5 separate regions of the Homo sapiens genome follow, and all the other regions are linked to region 1. Evidence: chromatin contacts called from ENCODE Hi-C or POLR2A ChIA-PET data. All regions are on one chromosome and are shown on one strand. Each heading gives the region's core, a stretch centred on a gene start or an enhancer-like site at or near the end of the contact. The rest is flanking DNA. Distances are from core to core; before and after follow the strand shown. Region 1 holds the start of RAB10 (RAB10, member RAS oncogene family). Region 2 holds the start of AGBL5-AS1 (AGBL5 antisense RNA 1). Region 3 holds the start of DNAJC27-AS1 (DNAJC27 antisense RNA 1). Region 4 holds the start of PREB (prolactin regulatory element binding). Region 5 holds the start of SF3B6 (splicing factor 3b subunit 6).

Region 1 (2,700 bases), core at 200-2,699:
GTCACTCTTTAGCTCTTACTTCCACACTAAGTAATTCTGAAACATGGTGAAAGTGCATTATAAGTCCATAGGGCTATGACTGGCAAAATACTTTCCTGTAAATACTAGAGTCAAATAAAATAGAAGAGAGAGCTTGACTTCACTCCGTTGGGTTTGAGGACAGAAACTGATCATCTCCCTCAGATTACTGCTTCTGTTGATGTCTCGAAAAGCACTGAGGCAAATATGCCAGAGTCCCACCCCAAGCGCGAAGAGCCTCCGATTGTTTGACACATCAATGGATTAGTGAATGAGGGCAACTCACTCTTCCCTTCTAATTTACCTTAATTATTCTTCTCAGAAACCCTCAAGTTTACTCTAAGTTATCACCATATGGAATCTTTTCTTTGCCCCAAAGTATAAATTCAGGCCTTTCCCAAATAGCTAGTACTGCTTCAATCGCAACCACTGAAATAAATACCTTAAAAATATCACACATCTACTAATTCCACGCAAATGTGGAAAAAGCCAGTCCAGTCGCCTGAAGAAATAAGGTTCTGGAACATGGTTAAATGATGCATATTTTGTAACAGAAGGCACTGAGCATAGTGGGAGACTCGAAAGCAAAAGACCGGATGGAAATCATGGGAAGACCCCGCCCCAGTAAGCTCGATGCCGATTCAAACAGTAACTTGGATGTGTCGTTTGGAATCGGAATCACTGAAACAAAGGCGTATATTACGGGAAGCAAGATGTCTGGAGTAAAATAAACGGTATGCAGCTACCGAGACCGTACACCGTCCTCCCACAGGTCTTACCTATGGTGGAAATAAAGGTAGTATTGAAGGCATCATCCGAAAAACGAAAAAGGACGCAGGTCTTCCCCACTCCGGAATCCCCGATCAGGAGCAGCTTGAAAAGCAGGTCGTACGTCTTCTTCGCCATTGGGAGGAGCGGCTCGGGCTCTCGCCGCCGGCGGCCCCAAGGGATCGGTCCCTCTCACTACGGCCAACTCCTCACTCGGGCGTTCTCAGGCCGGAGGACCGGGGAAGCGTGGGAAAAAGGCTCGAGACGGCGCGGGCGACCTACGAACAGCTTTGAGGAAGCCCCGACAGTGGCGGCGTCCAGTGCCTCCGAGGGCGGCGACCGCGGCTCCGCAGCCTCTCCCAGCCCGTCCGCCCGGTTCCGGGGAGTCGGTCGGGACAAAATGGCCTCCCCTCCCCCCTCAGGGCTTCTCGGCCGGGACGCTCCCACGGGCGAGCAAGCCTGCTCTGCCGTCGAGGAGGCGCAGCGGGCGTGAGGACAGTCTCTCTCCCGAGCGGAAACTCCCTGCTAGCACGCGGCGAGGGCAGCGAAGAAGGACCCCTAAGTCGACGAGCTCAGTTACATAGCCCCAGGAAACCGAGCCACCCCGGCCAGAGCCACCTTTTCCCCGTGCCCTCTCACGCCGGCGTGCGCGCTGCCTGAGACGCACGCAAGGGCGTACGCCCGCCCTTCCCTCACGCCCTAGCCTTGCGGTCCGCCTCTGCGCACGCGCACAAGAGGGCATGGGGGCGCGCCGAAGTGGCGAGTGGAATGCTCCTGTCTCCAAGCCTCAGTCTGAGGCTGGACCCAGAGGGGAGAAGGGAGGGGCGAGAAAGGGCGAGGCCGCGGGCGCGCTCCCTGTGGCCGCCTGATAGGGTGCGCGGCGTTACGAGCACGCCCCGGGGGAGACGCTACCTAGCGACTGCGCAGGCGCAGCGCCCCCCCTCCGACCCCCGCCTCCCGCCTCCCGCTCCCCGCTCCCCGGGACACCCTTACAGAGCCCAGCACCTCCTTCCCCTCCCGGGGTCTCCCGCTGGACTGCGCTGCGGTTTCTCTGCACAGCGCTTGTCGGGTGTGTTGAGCTGGAGGTCTTGGCGCAGCGACGGGCTTGGGTGGCCATGTGTTCCCGTGTAGGTGGAGCTCGTAAACGCGAGAAAAAGCCGCGCCCTGGGTCATTTAATAGCCTCTTTGCTAGAACGAGACGCCTCCCGGCGTGCCCCCTCTCCAGGGCCAGCCCTGACGGGGAAACATGAGCGCTCCATCCGGATTGACTTCAAGAGCAAGAGTTTGAGATGGAAAAGCTGGCCACGCCGCTCGGGTTGGGATGAGGTAATCCTCACAACCTCTTCCTGGGCGAGGAGAGGAAGGTTGAGGAACACCTGGGCGCAGGAAGAACCTCCCTGCGAAGTGGAGGGTTCTGTGCGGTGCTCAGAGAACCTGCTTCAGGCCTTTGCCGTCCTTCAGGAATCCGGGAGAACCCGAGAGCGCTCTGCAGAGGAGGTGGGGCCTCTGCCTGCCGCCAGCGTCGTACCACTGGGTTGAAAATTGAAAGGTGGTCAAGCCTACTCCCAGTCCGACACAGCCTGCTTCCTCGCATTTTCTTTTTCTTTTTTTCTTTTCTTTCTTTTTTTTTTTTTTTTTTTTGAGATGGAGTTTCGCTCGTTTCCTCGCATTTTCTTTTTCTTTTTTTCTTTTCTTTCTTTTTTTTTTTTTTTTTGAGATGGAGTTTCGCTCTTGTTGCCCAGGCTAGAGTGCAATGGCACAATCTCTGCTCACTGCAACCTCCACCACCTGGGTTCAAGTGATTCTCCTGCCTCGGCCTCCCAAGTAGCTGGGATTACAGGCATGTGCTACCACGCCCGGCTAATTTTTTGTATTTAGTAGAGACGGGGTTTCACCCTGTTAGTCAGGCTGGTG
Region 2 (2,700 bases), core at 196-2,695, 1.0 Mb before region 1:
CCCAAAAACACCCGAGCGCCGCGGTGCCGGGACCCCGCTCTGCCAGGAAACAAGAAGTCTCTCGCCTATTGGCCGTGGCTGCAGCTGGCGACCCGCCCAGTAAAGCTCGCTACCATTGGTCAGCTCTCAGGGTTCCTCGCACGTTAGTGGGTACCTGAGCGAGTGTCGTTCGGGGACGATGGCGGGCAGGAGCGGCCGGAGGGTTCTAGCAGCGTCTTCCGGAAGACGGTTAACGGCCTGCCTGCCGGGAGGCGGGAAAGATAAAGCGGCAGAAACTGGGACTCAACTGCGAAATAAAAAGACATCGTGTGAAACTCCTTATCGCTTAACAGTCTTGTGTCTCTAAAATGAAACACGTAGCCCACTGCGCCGGGAATCCCTCCCGTTTTGTGTTCTGTAGTGTGACGGACGCAAAAGCTGAGTGGAGGATGCGGGCATCGATCCCGCTACCTCTCGCATGCTAAGCGAGCGCTCTACCATTTGAGCTAATCCCCCGCCTGCTGCTTAGTTCTTTCCCTTTGCCTTACAGGTTCACTGCACTGTTCACTGACCAGTGGATCAACCACAGTTCAGGACATTTATTTAGCAGAGTACAATACAGTGGCATCCATGTGCAAGATTCTAAAAATCAAGCATATAATCGTGTGCTTAAGCAGAAAACATTCTAAAACACGTTACCACATGTACATTGAACGCAGAAAGAGCGTTACCGTATACTACATACTACGGTGTTCCCTATGGACTGACGGCAGTACGAATGCTAAGTCACAGGAGGCCTCCAAGCCTTTCCCCTTATGGGATAATTGAATTAAATTGAGGTTAAAAATTACAGACGAAGTCCTTCGAGCCGGAATCGAACCAGCGACCTAAGGATTGCCACGCCCTATCCACTACAGTCCTCCGCTCTACCAACTGAGCTATCGAAGGCTCCGCTGCGATAAGATGCTGCTGATAGCCCTCTAATGCTTACCGCAACCTCATCCAGCCATGACCCCCGCTTTCTCCAGCTGAAGGAACCTGCCAGGGCAGGAGACCCATGGGACCTCACAGAGCTGAGAAAGCCGGAGACCCAAAGGCAAGGAAAAGAAGCTGCCCAAAGTCCGGGTTCTCAGGCCAGAACGGAGGCCACACCGGCCCTGAGCTTCCCGGCTTTTTAACAAAATGTTCCCAACACCCCGCGGTGGTTTCTCCTGGACCGCGAACGCCGAGCCCGCCGCCGCCTCCTGGAGCTCCGGGGCAGCGCTTGTGCCGCGGTACCTGCACTCACAGGGGCTTTGCGACCGCGACGCGCAAACCCTGCTCGAGAGCCGATGGGCCACTTTGGCTGCTCCTGCTCCACATTTCCCTTGGCTTCTCCGGACGTGCTCTCCTGACGCGAACGACATTCGCTCGGCCAATTAACTCAGGTTTTGTCAGGCTCTATTCGTCCTGACCAGTGCAAGAGAGACGGCGACCGCGGGGTGCTGCAGGCTTCGGCGCGGCGCATTATCGGGCTGTGCCGAACCCCCCGGGCCGCCCTGGGATCGCGGGCCTGGCGGCGTGGCCCGAGGGCTCGGGGAGAGGGCTACGCGCCAGGAGAGGGCGGCGGGGCTGCAGTACAGGCTTTCCTGCCCTCGGAAGCGCTCGCAAGCCTGGGGGATTCCCCTGCGGTAGACCTGGGATGGTGGGCGGCGCGCGGCCGGGTAGGTCCCTGCAGCCTCCGAGGCCCACGTGAGGTCGGGGTCGGGGCGGCTGTACAGTGCCCAGCACAGGCCACTGGCCTCCCTTGTGGGTCTTTGCACAGGTCCGCTTACTCTCGGAAATCTTGGGTTCCCCAGGGCCGGGGAAGGGTCTTCTGCCTGGTCTGGGGCCCCTCCCCCGACACTGTGGATGTCTAGGTGTCCCGGGTGGGGTCAAGGAGTGACCCCACGGGTTCCCCCATCTTTGTCCCTATCCAGCTCACACCTTCGCCTGTCTTTTGCATGTGTTTTTTCCACAACCTTTTGTTCACCGGGTTTTTAACAACAGAAATAAACCTAACCCCCAACTCCTCTGTGAAGCCCTGCTTGGTCGTCCTGTGGGGTGGGTGTGCCGGAAGACCTGGCCTCAATTTCCAGCTCTGGGCCAACGTCCTGTGCTACCTTGAGCCAACATCGCCCGCGAATCCAGGTCTGGTGATGCTTTCTAGCCCCTTGCAGCTCCAACATTTGATGGGTTCTCTCGGGCTGAGCTTTAAATCCGAAGTTTCTAGATATAAAGTTGTGTCAACATTTAGATAGAAGAATATAGAAGATCTGCATAGCTTTTATTATTCAATATCAAAAAATCACATTCATGGCCAGGCGTGGTGGCTCACACCTGTAATCCCAGCACTTTGGAAGGCCGAGGTGGGCGGATCCCCGGAGTTCAAGAGTTGCAGACCAGCCTGGCCAACATGGTGAAACCTGTCTCTACTAACATACAAAAATAATTAGCAGAGGATGGTGGCGCGCGCCTGTAATCCCAGCTACTCCGGAGGCTGAGGTGGGAGAATCGCTTGAACTCGAGAGGCGGAGGTTGCAGTAAACCGAGATCGCGCCACTCCAGCCTAGGCAACAAGAGCGAAACTCCGTCTCAAAAAAAAAAAAAAAAAAAAAAGCAGCCGGGAGTGGTAGTGAGCTCCTACCACTCCGGTAATCCCCAGCAACTCGGGAGCCTGAGGCAGGAGAATCGCTTGAACTT
Region 3 (2,700 bases), core at 182-2,681, 1.1 Mb after region 1:
TGAGCAGAGATTGTGCCACTGCACTCTAGCCTGGGCAACAAGAGGGAAACTCTGTCTCAAAAACAAAAACAAAAACAAAAAAAACCCCATCAATATGAAAAAAATAGTAATCAATTTAAATCTGTGGCATGTTTTACTGCTTAGTCTCAACAGCACCATACTTAATCAATCATAACAGCTGAAGATTTGACATTTTATAATTATTCTTCCACAATACCAGTTACCCTATTACAGGGCCAAAGGTGAACTGTCGAAGAAATTACATGTTTAGTAATTTGATTTATTAAATCATACTGAGAAGTTAGCATGTGGATTCTTTTAAGCTTTAAAACTATCCAAATTCTAACCAGGACTTATATTTCATATTTGTAAATAATTTTAGAAGCTTCAGTGAATTAAGTTATATTATTTGATTATCAAAACAATCCAGAATAAACTTGTCTTAAAAAAAACTTAATGTTTAAAAAACACATTTTAAAATTAAAATGTGGAAAATCTGACTTTACTGTGAAATGTTGAGCCTTTGCTCATTGCCTTCCTGTAATGCACTTCCCTTAAGATGTTTAAAGTTAGGTGAGAAAAGAAGCAATGCTACTTTTGTCTTTGTAATATACAGGGAAATTGGCAGCCATTTTTTTTCAGGGCACTATAAATAATCATTGTCAAGTTCTATTTATCTTCTGTAACTGAAGATATTCACTGAAAAAAAATTACCGTTCCTGTCAGACTGACTTTTATTCAAGCACTGTCACATTGTCAGCTAAAGGGAAGGGGAGAGCAGACGTCGAGGTCACGTTCGAAGCGAACAGCGGGGAGCTGAGGAAACTGACGTCCACAGCTCCAGCCTGGCTTAGCGTTAACACCTGCAGTAGACCAAGCCTTTCTCCCACAGAGGAGTCAACAAATCCATCAGAGATCTGTAATAGGAGGGCCAAGACTAAACACTCTTGCCTTGACTCCAAATAGACAACTCCATTTAAAATAAAAAACAATAGGAACCAGATTCAGAATCGCTTCACGCCTTGCCCAAGGCCCTCTTCCAGAACCAGGGTTCCGACCTCCCCACTTTCCTGGCTTTGGGGTCTGCCTCTCGGGGATCTCGAGCAAGGGGAACAAAATATTGGAGGGGGAAGAGGAGCAGCAGCCCGGCCCATGGAACCGAAAAAGAATCCAGAAAAAAAAAAAAACACTCCCAAACGGACGAGACACTACCAGACCCGCCCTGAAGAGCCAATACATTTCCACCACTCGGCTGCGAAAGCAACAAACGCCTCCCGTCCGGGCGTCCCTGAAAACAAGGACGCGCTCACCTCGAAGGGTAAACCCAGCCGCCCCCCAACGCCGCCTTCCCGTCAGGGGACGAGGCCTTAGAAACTCGGTAACTGCAGTCGCGTCTCCAGGGCCTGCAGATGACGTCAGCAGCCCCGCGCTAGCATCGCGAGACTCCCGTCTCCCTCCCCCGGCTCCCCACGCTCCCAACCGCCCGCGCCTGCTGCCAGGCAGCGGCGGGGATGGCGAGCAGCGGAGGCGAGGCGGTGACGAGAGCAGCGGCTCCGCCATTGGACGAGGAGGCCTGAGGGACGGGCCAGCGGTGCACAAGAAGAGACCGAGGCGGGTGGCCCCGAGAGAGCCAGGGCCATGGAGGCCAACATGCCGAAGCGGAAGGAGCCCGGCAGGTCTCTCCGCATCAAAGTCATCTCCATGGGCAACGCCGAAGTGGGGAAAGTGAGTACAGCGAGCCGGGAGGGGCGGGCCCCAGCGTGGCGGGGCGACGTGTCCATTGGCTGGAAGGGCGGCCACTCAACAGCCTGGGGCCCGGCCTCCTCTCCGCCCCCGAGCAGGCCCGGGTCTCAGCCGAGGGGTGCGGCTCCGCGAACGAAACTCCCCGACCTTTTTGACCTTTCCGTTGCCCCCTCGTCCTCCGACGTCACTCTTCCGGAGATGGTGTCTGGGGTGGCCTCTAAGCCTTGAATGTACCCCCAAAAGAGTAAGAAGGCCTGGGTCCCCATGAGGGGCCGTCGGCCTAGATACCTTGCCCGCGTTCTAGGGGGCCGTCCGGGACCGGGAGATGGAGGATGAAAGTTTAGTTCCCCCAGCCGGGCCTGGGAGCCGGCGGAACGTTATGGGGTGCGTGTGAGAATTTGGGGTTCGCGAAATGGTGCCCGGCAGCCCAGATTCTGCATTCCCGTCACGAGAGAGCGTAACTGACGTTGACGTGTTTCACAGGGGAGGTGCAAGGGATGGCCGGGGTCCGCGCTGTTTTGTTTTGCGTTGTGTTTTATTTTTGGTGGTGTCCCCATATCTGTTAGTTCCACCGCCCTTCTCTCTGCCCCATCTGTGGTTCATCAGCTATAAACTCTCCTTTAGTACGTGGGGAGGGAAGGCCAGAGGTAACCTGAGGCCTTTTCCCTTATGAATTCCAAGACGGCCTCCTCTTCACTCAAATTCTTTCCTTTTGGGCAAGTGGAATCTGTTGGTTAAGAACTTCCCAAGGTCATCAAATCAGTGACCGAGGAAAGATTAGAACCTAAGTCTTCACATTCCCACTGCGGTGCTCTTTCCGTCGTTGTATGCGTTCAAAATCAACTCCGAAAGAGCTGTTAAGGCAGTGCCTAGTCCAGTGCCTGGCACCCAGGAGATGCTCAGTAAATGTTTACTTAGTGTTTTTTATTTCTGTGTAGCATGATCCCGTACTACTTT
Region 4 (2,700 bases), core at 150-2,649, 1.1 Mb before region 1:
CATCTAATTCAACTCTGTGGGACAGATATTGGCATCCCCAAAGATGAAGCCACTGCGCTATTCCTCTGGGTGCACCTTAGGTTAATGAGAATGCAGGAGAGGGCGTCTCTTTGCAGGGAAGGACATCCCTTGTGCTCGCTCTCAGGAGTGCACAAAGGTCCTCATCAGATCAGAAACCCGAGGGAGAATGGAGTGTCAGGCGCAGAAGATACCTGCCCGGGAGCCAAACTGCCCCCTCTGAGGCCAGCAAAGCAGCTGGCCACCCACCAAGCCACCAGCCCAGGAGTGTGAAGCCTTGAGAAAGGGAATGGCAGACACCACCCCTGCCAAAAGTGGGCGATAGGCGTTAAGGATGACAGACGTGTCCTCATACGAGGAAGCAATGGATTCAGCATTTGAAGTCAGGTTTATTTTTAAGTTCATGCTGCCTCCGTTAAGAAGCAAGAGACTCCGGTGGTTTCTGGTGTGTGCCCTCGGGCAAATCACTTCCTCTCTGAGGTAAGATGCAAAGGCCTGTGCTCCTAGGAGTTGGCATATCACTCCTCAGATGGGAACAGTCCTTATTTGAGGATTTTATGTGTGTGAGAGACAGGGTCTAGCTCTGTTGCCCAGGGGCTGGAGTGCAGTGGTGACATCACTGGTGGTCCAGCGCAGCCTCGACCTCCCAGTCTCAAGTGATCCTCCCGCCTGAGCCTCCTGGGCACCTGGGCCCACAGGTGCCACGATGTTTGGCTAATTTTTAAATATTTCGTAGGGACGGATCCCCATGTTGCCCAGGCTGTCTCGAAAGCCTGGGCTCAAGCCATCCTCCTCTCTCGGACTTTCCGAAAGTGTTGGGATTACAGGAGGATTACAGGCATGAACCACCGTGCCTGGCAGAGGATTTTTTTTTTTTTGAGACGGAGTTTCACTCTTGTTGCTTGTTGCCCAGGCTGAAGAGCAATGGCAATGGCGCGATCTCGGCTCACTGCAACCTCTACTTCCCAGGTTCAAGTGATTCTCCTGCCTCAGGCTCCCGAGTAGCTGGGATTACAGGCGCACGCCACCACGCCCTTTGTATTTTTGGTAGAGACGGGGTTTCTCCATGTTGGTCAGGCTGGTCTCGAACTCCTGATCCGCCCGCCTAGGACTCACAAAGTGCTGGGATTACAGGCGCGAGTCGGATTTCTTTATTAAAGGTTGACCTTCATCAACCTCCATTGGCTCCACCTCCTCCGCCCGCGCCCCGCGCCCCGCACAAAAATGGCGAAGTCGGTGCTGGGCGACTCTGCCTCCGCGCCAGGGGTGGAGAACCGAAGCCCCGCCCCGGGAAACGCGGCCCCGCGGCCGGCTAGTGCTGACGCGTGTCGGCGCTCCTGCGCCTGCGCGGAGGGAGCCGCGAGACAGGTGCGCATGCGCAGTGCGCGTCTGCGAGACCGACTTGGACGGAGCCGAGCTGAGGCTCGGCTTCCTGCTGATGGTCAGGGTTTTGGCAACTCCCCGGTGTGAGAGGGGTAGGGAGTGCTCCCGGCGGCGACGGGGCCGAGTTCACCAGCCGCCGGGGCAGTAGTCGAAGGCCCGGCGCGGCATGTCCTGGGTGCCGCGGTGCGGGCAGTGAACGCGCGCCGGGCGGGATGGGCCGGCGCCGGGCGCCAGAGCTGTACCGGGCTCCGTTCCCGTTGTACGCGCTTCAGGTCGACCCCAGCACTGGGCTGCTCATCGCTGCGGGCGGAGGAGGCGCCGCCAAGACAGGCATAAAGAATGGCGTGGTGAGAGCGCAGGGCCACTGGGGCTGGGTCTTGCTGCGGGCTGGCGGCGATTCCAGGGTGGCCGGGGGGTCGCGGGGCGGGCCACACTCCAGCTTCGGGCCCTGCCCACTTCTGTTGGGAAGACCCGCTTGCCTGACGCCCAGGGGCGAATTTCAGTCGAGAACTCAGCGGGCGGAGGAGAGGCTTTTAAGGTAAAGTGAAAACTGCACACAGCTGCAGAGTCGCCAGGAACGCTTCAGCTCCGCCTCAGAGCAGCTCCAGGGGTCTTATACTGGCCTTTTCCGGGAGGTCTTGCCTGCCCTCTAGCAGCGGCGAGAGTGGTGCATTTGGGTTTAGGCTAAGTTCCTTCCCTCTCCTGAGCTTCACCCTGTTCTGTAAAATAGAGGTAATAATCCCAGTCCTGCTCACTGTGTAGATTTGTGAGGCCCAAATGAGAGAAAAAAGACTCGAGAAACCCTTGTGAACTAGAACGTGCAGAAAGCAAAGGGGTAAGACATCAGACTCTTCCCTAAACGTGCTCTCTGGGCACCCCTGAACTTGCTCATCCGGGTTCCCCCTCCCACAGCACTTTCTGCAGCTAGAGCTGATTAATGGGCGCTTGAGTGCCTCCTTGCTGCACTCCCATGACACAGAGACACGGGCCACCATGAACTTGGCACTGGCTGGTGACATCCTTGCTGCAGGGCAGGATGCCCACTGTCAGCTCCTGCGCTTCCAGGCACATCAACAGCAGGGCAACAAGGCAGAGAAGGCCGGTGAGGAGCTCCCTCTCTACCCCCTTGGGGAAAGGGTTGAACGAGTAAGGTCACTCTTGGTGTCTCTAAAGAAGTGGGTCTGGAAGTAGGGTTTTGGTAGCAAGCTAGAAGTTGTATGGGCACCTGCCATGGAGAGAGGGGCCAGTACTCCTTACTGTAGAAGCCTGGAACCTGGCCAAGTGTTTGTGTTACAGGTT
Region 5 (2,700 bases), core at 3-2,502, 2.0 Mb after region 1:
GGAGGATGGGGCAGGACAGGACGCGGCCACCCCAGGCCTTTCCAGAGCAAACCTGGAGAAGATTCACAATAGACAGGCCAAGAAACCCGGTGCTTCCTCCAGAGCCGTTTAAAGCTGATATGAGGAAATAAAGAGTGAACTGGAAGGGTGGCACGCGGACTGGGGCCGCCGCGGCGGGGTTGAGGTGGGAGTCCGGACGGGCGTCGCAGCGGGGATTACTGAGGCCCGATCAGCTGACGCTCAACCTGAGGGCCCCTCCAGGGACGGAGATTCTGGGTATAGTTACAGCGTCAGCCGTGACACAAGCCGCCAGAACCCCACATATTCCGCCTTGCGCACAGCTAGAGGCCCAGGCCCACCACCTCCGGCACCTGCCCGCGCGCCCCGCAACCAGTGGGCACCACAGCAGGCCCCAGCCCTGCCCGCTACTCACCTGGGCCCCACCCCACCTCTCGCCGCCCTCCTCAGGCCCCACCACCTCCCGCTACACATCTGAGCCCCGCCCCACCTCCACCACTTTCCTCAGCCCCAACCACCTCCTGCTACACTTCTGGGCCCCGCCGCACCTCCACCACCCTCCTCAGGCCCCGATCCCTTCCGCTACTCACCTGGGTCCCGCCCCAGCTCAGTCCTCCTCAGGCCCCGCCTTCGCCCGCTACTCACCTGGGCCCCACCCCACCTCTCGCCACCCTCCTCAGGCCCCACCACCTCCCGCTACACATCTGGGCCCCGCCCCACCGCCACCACCCTCCTCAGGCCCCGCCCCTTCCATTACTCACTTGGGTCCCGCCCCAGCTCACCGCCTTGCTCAGGCCCGGCTCCCTCCCGGATACTCACTTGGGCCCCACCCCAGCTCTCCGCACCCTCCTCAGGCCCCGCCCCCTCCCGCTACTCACCTGGGTCCCGCCCTACCTGTCATAACCCTGCTCAAGCCCCGCCTCCTCCGCTCCCCAGTTACTCACCTGAGACCCGCCCCAGCTCTCCGCCCTCCTCAGGCCCCGCCCTCTCCACCCGGGTTCCTCTGCTCAGGGCCTCCCCGACCGGAACATCTCGCCTTTTGGAGGCTACGCCCCGCCCTTTACGGTACAGAGCCCGGAAGTGTCTTGGACTCTCGCCTTTCCATCTTCCGGCCTCGAGTCTCGCTCAGGCTCGGTTTTACCCCGGAGTCTATTCGAAGGGGGCTGCTACGTCAGCGCGTCTCAGCGTAAGACGGCGCTATTCCGCTGTAACAGCTTCCGGCGGGTCCTGGATGTTGATGTCCTGCATCTAACGCGGTGTAACCCCCGAAGCCGAGCGAGCTCCGGAGGAATTTCAGTATCTGCTACGGTAACTTCATCAGCCCGCCAAGATGGCGATGCAAGCGGCCAAGAGGGCGAACGTGAGTATCGGGTGTTCTGCGGAGGGTGGGAGAACTTCGGGTTTGACTTTCTTAGCGGCGTGGATCGGAGCATTCTTGCTCCTCCTCCGTCCCCAGAGCGGAGAACTCCAGAATTCCTATCCTGTCAGCGAAGACACTATCCGGCCCCATCCTCAGAGATATGCTCCTTGAGCCACATTTCTGTCCCCACCCCTTTTGAGAGTTCCTCAGTCTCTACCCTAGTGTCAGTGATAGTGTTACCCCTATAGCCTCTTTGCTTGACCCGCACCTAAGGACCTGGCGTTAGGATTATCTCCTTGACTTAAAGTCGATATCTCAGAAGAGTCCTCAACTAACTTAATGGTTCACCAACAACTAGGACCTGGGATTCCCCTCAGATCATGGTGCTTTTCGGATCCTTCATTAACACATTAATTAAAACAATATTTTTTGAGCACCTACTATGTATTCTGCTTGCCATGTGGGACATAATTCATCAATTATATTTATTGAATAGCTACTATGTGCCAGACACTAGTCTTACGTATTGGGAATACAGCAGTGAATAAAACAAGTCCTTCTGCTTACATTCTAGTGTTTGAGAGTACAGTGTTACGGAAACTTTTAAAAAAAAAAAACTCAAAAAAGAGATTAGTCAACAGTAAAACGCTTAGAGGTGTAAGATGAAGTTAGGCCGAGTGAGGTGGCTCATGCCTGTAATCCCCGCACTTTTGGAGGCTGAGGTGGGAGGATTGCTTGAGCCCAGGAATTCAAGGCTGCCTTGAGCCATGATTGTGCCACTGCGCAGCACTTCAGCCCAGGAGACAGAGCAAGACCCTGACTCAAAAAAAAAAAAAAAAACAGAAAGAAAGAAAGAAAGAAAGAAAAGACAAGCAATTGACCATTGTATATGTAAATGGAGACTTTTGGTGACCTTGATGATAGGAATCATTTCAGTGGATGAAAACTTGATTGCAGTGGGGTGAAAAGATGGTGGAAGTTGAGAAAATGGAAACAGCAAAGACACTCTGTCCATGAGTTCTCATTTAAATAGGAAGTAGGGAAATTGGATGATAGTTGACTTTTTTTTTTGAGATGGACTCTCACTCTGTCACCCAGGCTGGAGTGCAGTGGCACAGTCTTGGCTCACTGCAACCTCTGTCTCCTGAGTTCAAGCAATTCTCCTGCCTCAGCCTCTTGAGTAGCTGGGATTACAGGTGCCCACCACCATGCCCGGCTAATTTTTGTATTTTTAGTAGAGACAGGGTTTCTCCGTGTTGGCCAGGCTGGTCTCAAACTCCTGACCTCAAGTGATCCACCTGCCTTGGCCTCCCAAAACGCTG

The links. Hi-C counts contacts between places; a loop is a spot of excess contacts on that map. ChIA-PET counts read pairs that join two places held with the same protein, here RNA polymerase II (POLR2A). Pooled maps may share reads with other maps.
Region 2: a loop to region 1 is called in a map of naive thymus-derived CD4-positive, alpha-beta T cell, with 10 times the contacts of the local background. The contact joins the promoter of AGBL5-AS1 here to the promoter of RAB10 in region 1. A Hi-C loop is called at or near these places in 1 of 168 maps with a recorded cell type or tissue (naive thymus-derived CD4-positive, alpha-beta T cell), 6 of 37 single-sample maps with no recorded cell type and 7 of 50 pooled maps. POLR2A ChIA-PET finds 5 or more read pairs at or near these places in 1 of 52 experiments (WTC11).
Region 3: a loop to region 1 is called in a map of breast epithelium, with 35 times the contacts of the local background. The contact joins the promoter of DNAJC27-AS1 here to the promoter of RAB10 in region 1. A Hi-C loop is called at or near these places in 7 of 168 maps with a recorded cell type or tissue (B cell, CD4-positive, alpha-beta T cell, CD4-positive, alpha-beta memory T cell and 3 more), 1 of 37 single-sample maps with no recorded cell type and 16 of 50 pooled maps.
Region 4: a loop to region 1 is called in a pooled map, with 12 times the contacts of the local background. The contact joins the promoter of PREB here to the promoter of RAB10 in region 1. A Hi-C loop is called at or near these places in 6 of 50 pooled maps. POLR2A ChIA-PET finds 5 or more read pairs at or near these places in 2 of 52 experiments (HEK293T and activated CD8-positive, alpha-beta memory T cell).
Region 5: a map of CD4-positive, alpha-beta T cell shows a loop between it and region 1 (5-fold over the local background). The contact joins the promoter of SF3B6 here to the promoter of RAB10 in region 1. A Hi-C loop is called at or near these places in 2 of 168 maps with a recorded cell type or tissue (CD4-positive, alpha-beta T cell and naive thymus-derived CD4-positive, alpha-beta T cell) and 8 of 50 pooled maps.

The regions. Positions count from the first base shown.
Region 1 is chr2:26,032,833-26,035,532 of GRCh38, reverse strand. It overlaps RAB10 (RAB10, member RAS oncogene family), which reads right to left and starts at 1,449. Exons shown (of 6, transcript NM_016131.5): 1 at 798-1,449. The coding sequence starts at 924. It overlaps LOC124907743 (a long non-coding RNA gene), which reads left to right and starts at 1,784. Exons shown (of 2, transcript XR_007086249.1): 1 at 1,784-1,855. RefSeq lists an enhancer at 1,194-1,243 and a silencer at 1,554-1,783.
Region 2 is chr2:27,049,009-27,051,708 of GRCh38, reverse strand. AGBL5-AS1 (AGBL5 antisense RNA 1) reads left to right here and starts at 1,445. Exons shown (of 2, transcript NR_046730.1): 1 at 1,445-1,529; 2 at 1,705-2,026. It overlaps TRY-GTA2-1 (tRNA-Tyr (anticodon GTA) 2-1), which reads right to left and starts at 927; the gene lies at 839-927. It overlaps TRA-AGC8-1 (tRNA-Ala (anticodon AGC) 8-1), which reads right to left and starts at 495; the gene lies at 423-495. AGBL5 (AGBL carboxypeptidase 5) reads right to left here and starts at 41. Exons shown (of 15, transcript NM_021831.6): 1 at 1-41. RefSeq lists silencers at 1-50, 454-748, 1,451-1,660 and enhancers at 1-286, 601-830, 1,001-1,290.
Region 3 is chr2:24,970,843-24,973,542 of GRCh38, reverse strand. It overlaps DNAJC27-AS1 (DNAJC27 antisense RNA 1), which reads right to left and starts at 1,431. Exons shown (of 3, transcript NR_034113.1): 1 at 1,311-1,431. It overlaps DNAJC27 (DnaJ heat shock protein family (Hsp40) member C27), which reads left to right and starts at 1,588. Exons shown (of 7, transcript NM_016544.3): 1 at 1,588-1,725. The coding sequence starts at 1,639. RefSeq lists enhancers at 539-1,056, 1,268-1,347, 1,057-1,575, 1,558-1,667, 1,928-2,037 and 2 more and a silencer at 1,798-1,877.
Region 4 is chr2:27,133,335-27,136,034 of GRCh38, reverse strand. It overlaps PREB (prolactin regulatory element binding), which reads left to right and starts at 1,399. Exons shown (of 9, transcript NM_013388.6): 1 at 1,399-1,748; 2 at 2,314-2,503; 3 at 2,698-2,700. The coding sequence starts at 1,614. RefSeq lists enhancers at 1,461-1,510, 986-1,642 and a silencer at 1,581-1,680.
Region 5 is chr2:24,074,878-24,077,577 of GRCh38, reverse strand. SF3B6 (splicing factor 3b subunit 6) reads left to right here and starts at 1,252. Exons shown (of 4, transcript NM_016047.4): 1 at 1,252-1,378. The coding sequence starts at 1,349. TP53I3 (tumor protein p53 inducible protein 3) reads left to right here. Exons shown (of 5, transcript NM_004881.5): 5 at 1-145. It also overlaps a transcript of FAM228B not described here. RefSeq lists a silencer at 378-1,027 and enhancers at 1,138-1,367, 902-1,433, 1,434-1,966.